Regions from separate parts of the Homo sapiens genome. Here region 2 is linked to region 1. Evidence: chromatin contacts called from ENCODE Hi-C data. All regions are on one chromosome and are shown on one strand. Each heading gives the region's core, a stretch centred on a gene start or an enhancer-like site at or near the end of the contact. The rest is flanking DNA. Distances are from core to core; before and after follow the strand shown.

The links. A loop is a pair of places that touch in the nucleus more often than their neighbours do. Pooled maps may share reads with other maps.
Region 2: a map with no recorded cell type shows a loop between it and region 1 (2.7-fold over the local background). The contact joins two enhancer-like sites. A Hi-C loop is called at or near these places in 6 of 37 single-sample maps with no recorded cell type and 3 of 50 pooled maps.

Annotation. Positions count from the first base shown.
Region 1 is chr14:55,539,293-55,545,288 of GRCh38, forward strand. It overlaps the pseudogene RPL7AP4. Among named protein-coding and RNA genes, the nearest start is that of KTN1-AS1, 38 kb to the right of the region's middle. Within about 2 kb of position 2,064, at least 2 of the 41 ENCODE cell types and tissues checked have a DNase peak (open chromatin) inside an H3K27ac peak, as active enhancers do.
Region 2 is chr14:55,097,086-55,103,085 of GRCh38, forward strand. All of the region lies in intron 1 of LOC124903318 (a long non-coding RNA gene), which reads right to left. Among named protein-coding and RNA genes, the nearest start is that of LGALS3, 29 kb to the right of the region's middle. RefSeq lists an enhancer at 1,619-1,718 and a cis regulatory region at 5,912-6,000. Within about 2 kb of position 1,411, at least 18 of the 41 ENCODE cell types and tissues checked have a DNase peak (open chromatin) inside an H3K27ac peak, as active enhancers do.

The DNA of each region.
Region 1 (5,996 bases), core at 814-3,313:
AACTTAAGCAGTACAAAATGCAGTCTTGTTATTTTGTGGTTAATAAAACTATTCAGAGTGCAAAATTACAACAAGGTAGAGTTGTTCATTGATTGCCCTGGATAATTTTAAGAGTTTGACTCTGCTATCCAGTCTATCCTGGTCCCTGCTGGAGTTTGATATCATATGGCAGCAGTTTATTGACATAAATATTTCTGGGGACAATTCTGGGTCCTGTGGCTGGCTGAGTCTTCTGGGACAGCAAAAATGATTCCAGGAATCTCTGGGTTAGTTGGCTCTCATCTCGATGGCTTAATCCAGAGACTGGGCCAAGAATATACTGTGGACTCAGGGACTCACTTCAAACTCTGCACTTCTTGAGATTGGAATTGTATGCATTTTCCCTCCCTGGCCTAGGCCTCATTTTCATATTCCTCTGCTGAAGATAATAATTTTCGCTGACTCTTGTTTGAGAATCAGGGTTGGGCAGATAATGGAAGCCAATTGACAATTGCCTTATATTTGAATTAATATAATTTCAGGTATGTCATCACTGTGGGTTTTGTTCGTTTGTTTTTATAGTAATTGGGATTAATTCATTATCTTTGACAAGTTGAAATCAGGCCAATTATCTGTTAGGCCAGTCGAAGTTTGAGAAGAAAAAACATGTTGTCATCTTAAAATGTAGTGATACTGAGCCTGCTTGTCCTCAGATATATTCCTCACTCTTCTCCTGCTCTGCAGGCCTGTTTCTCAGCACCTTGTACCAACTGAAATCTAGCTGAGTTTGACTAATGGGAGGCTGTTATAGCCAGAATAATGGTTCCTCAAAGATGTCCACACATTGCCTGGCAAAAGGGACTTTGTAGATGTGATTAAGGTTATGAGATGGAAAGATTATTGTGAATTAGCCATGTGGACTCACTCTAATCATATGAGCCCTTAAAACAGGAGAGAGTTCTCCGGCTGGGAGCAGGAGAGATAAGGCAGAGGGGAAGTCCGGGAAATTGGAAGCATGAGAAAGACTTGATCTGCCATTGCTGGCTCTGAAGATGAAGGGAGGCATGAACCAAGGAATGTGGGGGCAGCCTCTAGAGGTTGAAAGTCACTCCTATTTGACACTAAAGAAAGGAAACTGGGACCACAGTCTTACATTATCATGGAGCTGAATTTGCCAACAACCTGAAAGGGCTTGGAAGCAGATTCATACCTAGAGCCTTCAGAAAGGAGTGCAGCCCTGCCAACATCTTGATTTTGACCTTATGAGACTCTAAATAGGGGACCCAGGTGAGCCACACTGTACTGGGACTTCTGCTGTACATTTGTGACCCGTTGGGGTTGTAGTAATATTAGTTTTTCATATAGTCCCTCCAACCCAAGGGTCCTAAGAGCTTCCTGCTGTTGCTCTGCCCATCTGAGGTAACATCCATTCTCAGGTAGTCTTCTCAGGTAGTCTCAGATGCTGAGATCCAGTCTCAGCATCTTTTATCTCCTGTGTTATCAAGTCAGTGTAGTAAATTCCCTCTGCTTTAACTATTCTGAGTGGTTTCGATGTCCTAATTTGACCCTGTGTGACAATTATAGGATAATAGATATCTTGAAGTTTTTGGTGGTGTTGGAAGGGGGATGCAATCATTCATTCATTCAATAAACATTTATTGACAAGTCTATACTATATATCAGCAGTGAACAGGGAAGACAATCCTTGACTTCAATGAACTCTGCTCTTTAGTCAGGTAGGCAGAACTCTAATCAGGAATTGAAATAAAGCATTAGTATTGTGATAAGCGAAGAACAGAGGCCTATGAGAACATAGAGCAGGGAGTTCTTAAACTGATCTACGATCTAGAGAAGGATTCAATAAAGAGGAAATATTTAATGAGACTTGAAGATTGAGTAGGCTTATCCAGATCTTCCAAAAGTATAATTAATAAGGTGGGAAAGTGGGGTTGGTAGAGATTAAAACAACCCTGTTTTCTCCTGCTAGAACTTTAAATTGTTTTATTAAAAACAGTTTCTCTCAGTCCTGACTCTGTTGATAATATCAAGGTATTGGTTTTGAATAAACACTATGAGTCAGCAGGGTTACAGTAAACTCATAAGCTTAGTCAATGTCTGATTCTTGTCTGTGCAGAAGGAATGAATCAATAATGTGAAGGAAAGGTTAATACCATTTTCAAATATTATAAAGTTCTGTTGGATTGCCTAACCCAGCAGCCATTCTCAATTCCTTTCTTGCCTGCCCATCACATTTTCATTCAGAGGCTTCTTTTCCCAGCCTCTTGTAGCTGGGAGCATCCCTGAAACATAGGTCTGGTCAACCAGACTGAAGCAGGATTTGTTGAGGATTTTCTGTCTTCCTAGTGAAAAGGACAGACGGGGCTTATGCTGCTTTTCCTCTCTTCGTACCTTGAATTGAGATATAATGTCTGAAATCACAACAGCTATTTTGTGGTCACGAGGCAACAAATGCAAATTTAAAAGCCATTATGATAAAGCATGGTCTATAGTAGAAGAGTATTTCCCAAATCCTGTTTGCTCCTTATATAGAATCTAGCCTTAGAAGCCTTTGACTTGAGCTTTACTGAGGAAGAAACTGCATATGTCAAGCAGGAAAAACAAAAGCAAAAATGAGCCTTTTTCTTTACTATATAAGTAATATGTGTCAATTTTAGATAAATTACATATGATGTGTGAATTTTTAAAAAACCTAGATAGGACTTCTTGTTTCCCACCTGGCATATAAGAAGCTTAGAAGTTACCACGCTGGCCTTACAATAAGTAAAAAGCTGAACAAACTGAAAAATCGAGAACTCTTCTTAGATCTGTCAGAGAGTGAGATCACAGGGCAAACTGCTGCCTCAAAGATTGGAGAGAGACAGGCAGAAGCAGAATCACAACTTACTGGAGCAGAAACCTCTGCGGAACCAGTGACAGGATAACTGAACTGTAATTGATGAATTAATAGAGGCTCAGTGTGGGCAGCTCTCAGAGTTAAAAATTCCAGGGAGACCCAGTCAAGGTGGGGATGGGGGCACACTTTTGTGAGTTTTACTTCTGGGAACTCTACCAGCTCCTCACAATAAATATCGGATAATGTTATTGGATAATAAAGGAATAGGAACAATATTTGAAGCAATAATGACTGAGAATTTCCCCCAAATTAATGTCAGACACCAAACCACAGATCCAGGAAGCTCAAAATCAAGCAAGATAAATGCCAAAAACATTGCAACTATACATACGATATTAGATCATAAATATTGTGCTTCTGGCAGGGGGAGGGGAAAAAGAAACCATTTTGAAATACACCAGAGCGTTTTATTTTTCCTAACAAGGCCTGCCTCAGGAGAAACTATTTTACCAGAGCCCTACTTGCTGGGGCTTTATCACGGCCTAACCTACCTGGGGGAAGTGAAAGACCCAACTCCAGCCTCCTCTAGCTATCTTGTCTCACCTAAGAGGAAAAACACCTGAAAAGCACTTGTGAAGTTCACAGTGCAGGGGCACAGGCTCAACAAAAGACTGAGACCAGGCTGGGTGCAGTGGCTCACAACTGTAATCCTAGCACTTTGGGAGGCTGAGGCGGGCGGATCACCAGAGGTCAGGAGTTTGAGACCAGCCTGGCCAACGTGGTGAAACCCCGTCTCTACTAAAAATACAAAAATTAGACAGGCATGGTGGTGCATGCCTACAATCCCAGCCACTTGGGAGGCTGAGGCAGGAGAATTGCTTGAACCAGGGAGGCAGAGGTTGCAGTGAGCTGAGATTGCGCCACTGTACTCCAGCCTGGGCGACAGAGCAAGACTCTGTCTCAAAAAAAAAAAAGAAAGACAACAACAATAAAAACTGAGACCTAATCGTAGGACTATAGAACACTTCCTCCCCCTCCGCCCAGACACCTTACCACTGCATTACTAAAATCCTATTTACTTTACTTTTTTTTTTTAAAACTCAGTACACCATGTTCACCTTTAACAAAAGCTTAAAAGGCATACTAAAAGGCAAAAAATGCTGTTTGAAGAGACTGAATGAGCATCAGAACCAGACTCAGATATGACAGGAATGTTGGAATTATCTGACTAGGAATTTAAAAAACTATAATTGCTCTCTCCTCCTGCCACCCAAGATGCTGAAAAGAAGGCCAAGGGCAAAAAGGTGGCTCTGGCCTCTGCTGTCGTAAAGAAGCAGCAGGCCAAGAAAGTGGTGAATCCCTGTTTGAGAAAAAGCCTAAGAATTCTGGCATCGGACAGGACATCCGGCCTGAAAGCGAGCTCACTCGTTTTGTGAAATGGCCCCACTATATGAGGGCAGAGAGCCATTCTCTATAAGCGGCTGAAAGTGCCTCTTGCGATTAACCAGTTTACCCAGGACCTGGAAGGCCAAACAGCTACTCAGCTGTTTAAGCTGGCCCAGAGACAAAGCAAGAGAAGCAGCAGAGGCTGTTGGCCCTGGCTGAGAAGAAAGCTCTGGGCAAAGGGGGCATCCCCACTAAGAGACCACCGGTCCTTCGAGCAGGAGTTAACACCGTCACCACCTTGGTGGAGAACAAGAAGGCTCAGCCCGTGGTGACTGCACAGGATGTCGAGCCCATCAAGCTGGTTGTCTTCCTGCCTGCCCTGTGCCATAAAATGGAGGTCCCTTACTGCGTTATCAAAAGGAAGGCAAGGCTGGGATGTCTAGTCCACAGGAAGACCTGCACCAATGCTGCTTTCACACAGGTTAACTCGGAAAACAAAGGGGCTTTGGCTAAGCTGGTGGAAGCTATCAGGACCAATTACAATGACAGATCTGATGAGATCTGCCGTCACTGGGGAGGCAAGGCCCTGGGTCCCAAGTCTGTGGCTCACATTGCCCATATGGAAAAGGCAAAGGCTAAAGAACTTGCCACCAAAGTGAGTTAAAGGTACACTGTTGAGTTTTCTGTATATAAAAATAATTAAAATAATACAAATTCTCCCAAAAAAACTATAATCGATAAGCTAAGGGTTTTAATGATAAAAGTAGACAACATGGAATAGACAAATAACATAAACAGAGAGATGAGTATTCTAAAAAAATGCTAGAGATATGAAAAGACTGTTACAGAAATGAAGAATGCCTTTGATGGGCTCATTAGAGACTGGATATGGCTAAGGAAAGAATCTCTGAGCTAGAGGATATGGCAATAGGAACTTGTAAAACTGAAAAGCAGAGAGAAAAAAGACTGAAAAATCAGAACACAATATTCAAAACTGTGGGACAACTACAGAAAGTATAGCATATACATAAATGGGAATACCAGAAGGATAAGAAAGGAACAGAAGCAATATTTGAAGCAATAAAGACTGAGAATTTCCCCAAATTAATGTCAGACACCAAAGCACAGATCCAGGAAGCTCAGAGAACATCAAGCAGGATAAATGCCAAAAAAAAAAAAAAAAAAAAAATTACAACTAAACATATTATATTCAAATTTCAGATGAAGACAAAGAAAAATTTGAAAAGAGCCAGAGAAACAATAATCTCCCTTTTGAGGAAGAAAGATAAGGATTACATATGACCTCTCCACAGTAACCATGCAAACAAGAAGAGAATGGAGTAAAATATTTAAAAGTACTAAGAGGAGGAAAAAAAATCCACCAACCGGCTGGGCGTGGTGGCTCATGCCTATAATCCCAGCACTTTGGGAGGCTGAGGCCGGTGGATCACCTGATGTCAGGAGTTCGAGACCAGCCTGGCCAACATGGTGAAACCCTGTCTCTACTAAAAATAAAAAACTTAGCTGGGCATGGTGGCGCATGCCTGTAATCCCAGCTACTCGGGAGGCTGAGGCAGGAGAATCACTTGAACCTGGGAGGCAGAGGTTGCAGTGAGAGATCATGCCACTGCTCTCCAGCCTGGCCCACAGAGCAAGACTTTGTCTCAAAAAAAAGAAAGAAAGAAAAGAAAAGAAAAGAAACCAACTTACATAATGATAAAAGGGTCAGTATTCCAAGAAGACATAATAATCCTTAATATGTATGCACCTAACTATA
Region 2 (6,000 bases), core at 161-2,660, 440 kb before region 1:
CAAGGAGTAGTGGGGCCAGTGGTGGCCCCAGTAGGAGGCTAATCGTAAATTTGGGATCACGGCCCGAATAGTTATACATCTTACCACAGCCAGCGGCAGGTAGACTCATTAGGAAGTAGGTGTTAAAATAATCTAGGTAAAAGTCAGTGAGGGCTCGACCAGGGTCAGGGCAGCAGAGGAAGGCAGGCAGAGGCAGAACCCGCACCACTGAGCAGCTGAGGAAATCTAGGATCTACAGAGTTGGAACCAAATTCCGGAATGAATCTGGCCTGTTGTGGAGGGGATCCCAGCCCTACAGAGGCCCTGGTTGCCTGCCCGCTAGTATCTGCACAGTCTTGCTAGAGGGGATAAAAGCAGAAAGCTTAGAGGGTTTGCACTAGGAGATCCTGGCAAGAGATGCTGGTGTCTACAGGGCTCTTTAGAAGAAGGTGCTACAGCCAATTTGCTGTTGGACCAAAGGAAACAAACTAAAATTGAATAGGAAAGAGAAGAGTCAGGAGAGCAAAAGAGGTCCATCAGAAAAAGATAATGATCCCTTTATGGCCCAACATTCTGTGACCTCAGGGAAGAGTGACACAGGTGATGTGGCACTACTGGTGAGGCAGCAAGGAGCCCCCTGCTCATCAAAGTCCTTCTCCCCCCAGCTCCCTATTGCCTGTAATTCCACTATTGGGTCAATTCTATTTGGATTAATAAGCATCGCTCATTCATTATTGTCATCTGCTAAAACACAGATTCCTGAAAGGACTAACAATTTGATTAGCAACAATTTAGTGGAATTGGTTTATGATGTATTCAGCCAGTGTGAGTGCCTACTCACTAGGAAGTCAGATACAATAGAAACAAGAACTTGTCAAGGTGACTAAGAAGACTCGATTCAATTCAGAAGTATCTACTAGACATTTCCTGGTCACCTGACAAGGTAGGAAAACAGAAAAATGCATGATACTGTCACCTCCCTCAAGGAGCTTTTAGCCTTGTTGGGAGGAATTCAAGCACACCAAAGCCACAGACAGAACAAGCAACTGCTTATTAAACTGTTAACATAGTCAAGGGCCAACATGAAGAGCAGAGCTAAATGCCTTCATGTCAAAGAGCCTTTTCAGAAGCTCTCATGATTGAATCACACTGACCCTTTTCATTAGGGAGCCTGGAAAATAAGCTATTACAACCCCACTGTTATCGAAATATTAACCTGGGTGTAACTTCCTGGTTCTAAGGAACCATAGTTTCTACCCTGCACCAGAAGTCTTGCCTTTGCACTACTGAGAGTCATTAATAAGCGTTTCAGTGTGTGTAGGAGCCCACCTACCTTCTCTCTTTGTCCTCCCAACTCTGGCCATGTGCCACATCTTCTGGGTTGGCTGAGTAGTTTCACATTTACTAATCACCCACAAGACACATGGTTCCTGTCTATCTCAGTCATGCTCACAAGGAACCCTCGTGAGGAAACCTCACAAGCTCCTGTCTCGGGCTGTCACTGGAAGACAGGACTGTAACCATCAAGAAATTGGAAAAAAAGAAGCAAGATTTAGGCAGGGCATGGTGACTAGTGCCTGTAACCCCAGCACTTTGGGAAGCTGAGGCAGGAAGGATTGCTTGAGTCTAGAAGTTCGAGACCAGCCTGGGCAACATAGCATGAACCCATCTCTACCAAAAAAAAAAAAGAAAGAAAGAAAGAAGGAAGCAGCAGCAGAAGAAGCAGAAAAAGAAACAGAAGAAGAAGCAGAAGAAGAAGTGGAAGAAGCAGCAGAAGCAGAAGAAAGGAAAGAAGTATGGGCCAGGTGTGATGGCTCATGTCTGTAGTCCCAGCACTTTGAGAGGCCAAGGCAGGTATATTGCTTAAGCCTAGGAGTTTGAAACCAGTCTGGGCAACATGGTGAAACCCCACCTTTACAAAAATTACAAAAATTACAAAAATTAGCCAGGTATGGTGGTGTGCTCCTGTAGTCCTCGCTACTCTGGAGGCTGAGGTGAGAGGATCACTTGAACTTGGAAGGTGGTGGCTGCAGTGAGCCATGGTCAACCACTACACCCCAGCCTGGGCACAGAATGAGACCTTGTGTCAAAAAAAAACAAAACAAAACAAAACAAAAAAACAAAAAAAAAAACTATAAGTCACAAGGGTGTATCTATTTATAAAAAATTGTTGAATTGTATACTTAGGACTTGTGCATTTCTATATATATAAATTTTACCTTTAAAAATGTGAGCAGGCCAGGCACGATGGCTCATGCCTGTAGTCCCAGAGCTTTGGTAGGCCAAGGCAGGCGGATCACCTGAGGTCAGGAGTTTGAGACCAGCCTAGCCAACATGGTGAAACCCCATCTCTACTAAAAATACAAAAAATTAGCAGGGCGTGGTGGCAGGCACCTGTAGTCCCAGCTACTCGGGAAGCTGAGGCAGGAGAATTGCTTGAACCCAGGAGGCAGAGGTTGTGGTGAGCCAAGATCACACCATTGCACTCCAGCCTGGGCGACAAGAGCGAGACTTTGTCTCAAAAAAAAAAAAAAAAAAAAAAGGTTAGCAAATTGAACTCTGGTTAGGTTTACTTTTAGCAGTGCTATGGACTAGCAATTCTGAAACTACATTCTGTGTATTCTTGAGCTTAAGTCTAAGGGGAACCAGATTTTTCACTGTTGGGGAAAGAAGTTACAAATATGGAAAGTTTATTACATTGGAACTGGAGTTAATCAGTAGGAATTCATATTTTCTAATATACATCTATGTCTCTATAGCTATTTCTGTGTGTATATATGTGTGTGTATAATCTATTGCCTAATCCTGTCTGCTGACAGGGCCTACAAGCAACGACACACCAATAGGAATGAGCATGTAAGCACCCAGGTCTTGGTTTCTAAATATCATGCTTCACTAAAGGAACCAGGGATCCTTGAGAAATGGTTTATTCCAAAGCTGGAGCAGGAAAAGCTGGAGAGGATTAGCCTGAAACATCTTGTGCCAAAATGTAAGGAAGTGCTCCAAGAAAAATGGGATGTTGTAAGGACTCAGAAGCCAGTTTGGAGAGACTCCTAACTGGCCGAATCTGAAACAATTTAAGTATCAAAATAAATAATATTTGTAATGGGCCTTATCCCGTTGAATAAAATAAGAATCCATATAGATATAAATAAATAAATGCATTTTTTTAAATGGGAGGGGAAATCTCTCTTTTTAAATTTTCTTTTTTTTTTTTTTTTTTGAGACAAGGTCTCATTCTGTTGCCCAGGTTGGAGTGTAGTGGCACAATCATAGCTCACTGCAGCATTGGTCTCCTGGGCTCAAGTGTTCCTCCCACCTTAGCCTCCCGAATAGCTGGGACTACAGGCATGTACCATCATGCTTGGCTAATTTTTGTTTTAAATTATTTGTAGAGACAGGGTCTCACTATGTTGCCCAGGCTGGTCTCAACCTCTTGAACTCAAGTGATCCTCTTGCCTTGGCCTCTCAAGGTGCTAGAATTACAGGTGTGAGCCGCTATGCCTGGCGGAAATCTCGTCATTACAGTAGAATGCCAACTAATAAATATAGAAGGAATGACGAAGGGAGAAAATCATCAATGAATGCTAAAACTGGTGAGTACATGTTTGATAAGAAATAGGATAATTATACAGTTGCAAAGTATGCTGCCACAAATTACTTATTTGTTACAAAGGAAAAATAATAACTCCACAGTAGCAGACACCACTTTAATCAAGTCATCAAACTTTACGTCACTATATTGGCATAAACCAATATCCAATATCCAATATCATGTGCCTTCCAGTAAGATGCTTGGAGAAGGAAAATAAACAGACCTGGCAACAAAATGCTGTTGTGTGATCTTGGACACAGGAAAAACAAGTAAAAGCCTTGTTAGGGCAATGGATGAGATAGATAGTAGTACTGTATTAATACTTAATTTCCTGATTGTGTTAACTGTACCATGTAAGAAAATGTAAGGGAATATAAGAGAGTGTCTTTGTTCTTGGAAAATGCACACTGAAGGCCAAAGTGGGAGGATTGTCTAAGGCCAGGAGTTTGAGACCAGCTTGGGCAATATAATGAGACCCCATTTCTGGAAAAAATATGTAAAACTTTACCAGGCACGGTGGCAAGTGCCTGTAGTTCCAGCTACTTGGGAGGCAGAGGCAGGAGGATCACTTGAGCCCAGGAGTTTGAGGTTACAGTAAGCTAGGATTGTGTTATTACACTCCAGCCTGTGGGACAGAGTGAGACCCTGTCCCAGCACCCCCCATTTTTTTTTTTAGAGACAGGGTCTCTACAAAACAATAGAAGGAATTCCTATAATCCTTTATCCAGAGTCACTGATGGTTTGCATTTTTGTCTTTTTTGTCCCAGCACTTTGGGAGGCTGAGGAGGGTGGGTCACGAGGTCAGGTGATCGAGACCACCCTGGCTAACACGGTGAAACCCCATCTCTACTAAAAATACAAAAAATTAGCCGGGTGTGGTGGCACCTGCCTGTAATCCCAGCTACTCGGGAGGCTGAGGCAGGAGAATCACCCGAACCCAGGAAGCAGAGGTTGCAGTGAGCCGAGATTGTGCCACTGCACTCCAGCCTGGGCAACAGAGTGAGACTCCATCTCAAAAAAAAAGAAAAAAAAAAAGCACACTGAAGTTTTCAAGTTACTTTTTATTTTTTTTGAGACAGGTCTCGCTCTGTTGCCCAGGCTGGAGTATAGTGGCACGATCATGGCTCACTCTGCAACGCAACCTCAACCTCCTGGGCCTAAGTGATCCTCCCACCTCAGCCTCCTGAATAGCTGGGACCGCAGGCACATGCCACCACGTCCAGCTAACTTTTTTATTTTGGGTGGAGACAGGGGTCTCCCTATGTTGCCCAGGCTGGTCTCAAACTCATGACCTCAAGCAATCCTCCTGCCTTGGCCTCCCAAAGTGCTGCAATTACAGCCATGAGCCACTGTGCTCAACCAACAATTTACTCTTAAATGTTGCTATATATACATATATATATCACACATACATATTTATGGATAGAGAATGTTAAGACAAAAATGGAAACCATCAGTGACTCTGGATAAAGGATTGTAGGAATTCCTTCCATTGTTCTTGTAATTTTTCTGCAACATTGAAATTATATCAGATTAAAAGGCCCTCCTCCAACAAAGCAAACAAACCTATGAGTGTGGCCAGGAATCAGGCAACACTTTGGCAAGAGCAACCGGGAGGCCTGTGCTTCCTGCTGGGGCCAGAGCCAGCCCCAAATACGTCCACCCAGGGCCTGCAGGAGGGCATGAATAGCGACCCTGTAGGGTAGGCCTGGTTGGCAAGAGCACGTATTATGCAAATTCTGTCAACAACTAGACCACAAGCTGGGTTGCAGTTCCTGGCAGAACTCATTATGTCCTTAGAGCAGAGAGGCCTTACAGCTGTTTCGTGTTAGATGATTCACAGACAACGTGCAGCAAACCGAAGAATCATTGGTGAATGTGTGAATTGCATTTGCATTTCATCTCTTTTCATAAAAATTATTGTTTAAGTCTGCTTTTGTTACAGCTCACTAATAAATGGAGTGTATTTGCATTTTTGCAAGGAGGCCTGAATTTTTAACACCTAATCATCTTTACCAAAGAGCAAGAATCGGCTAAAGTTTTCCCATTTAGTAAGAGTAGTAATTAAGACATACACCTTCCCTAAGCAATTCCTTTTCAAAAAGGAGCACACATTTAAAGATAACTCATTAATATCTCTTCTGAGGCTGTTTATCCAGTTTTGTCATGGCTCTAGAGCACAGGAATCTTTTTTTCTCCTCCATCTCTTTTTTAGCCAGTCTCTGAGAATCTCTGAGTTGCTAAGTATTATTTATTTCTTCCATTTTACCCCCAGGAGCTTAGCCATTTTTGATTTTTTGGCTTCGTTTTTTGAGCAACTTGAATGTCCCACACATCAAAGGCCAATTAGCTAAAAGACAGGCTTCTTCACACAACCCCTAGTTGATATCAACCTGTCTTTTTCTCAAAGCAACAGGAAGCCAGGT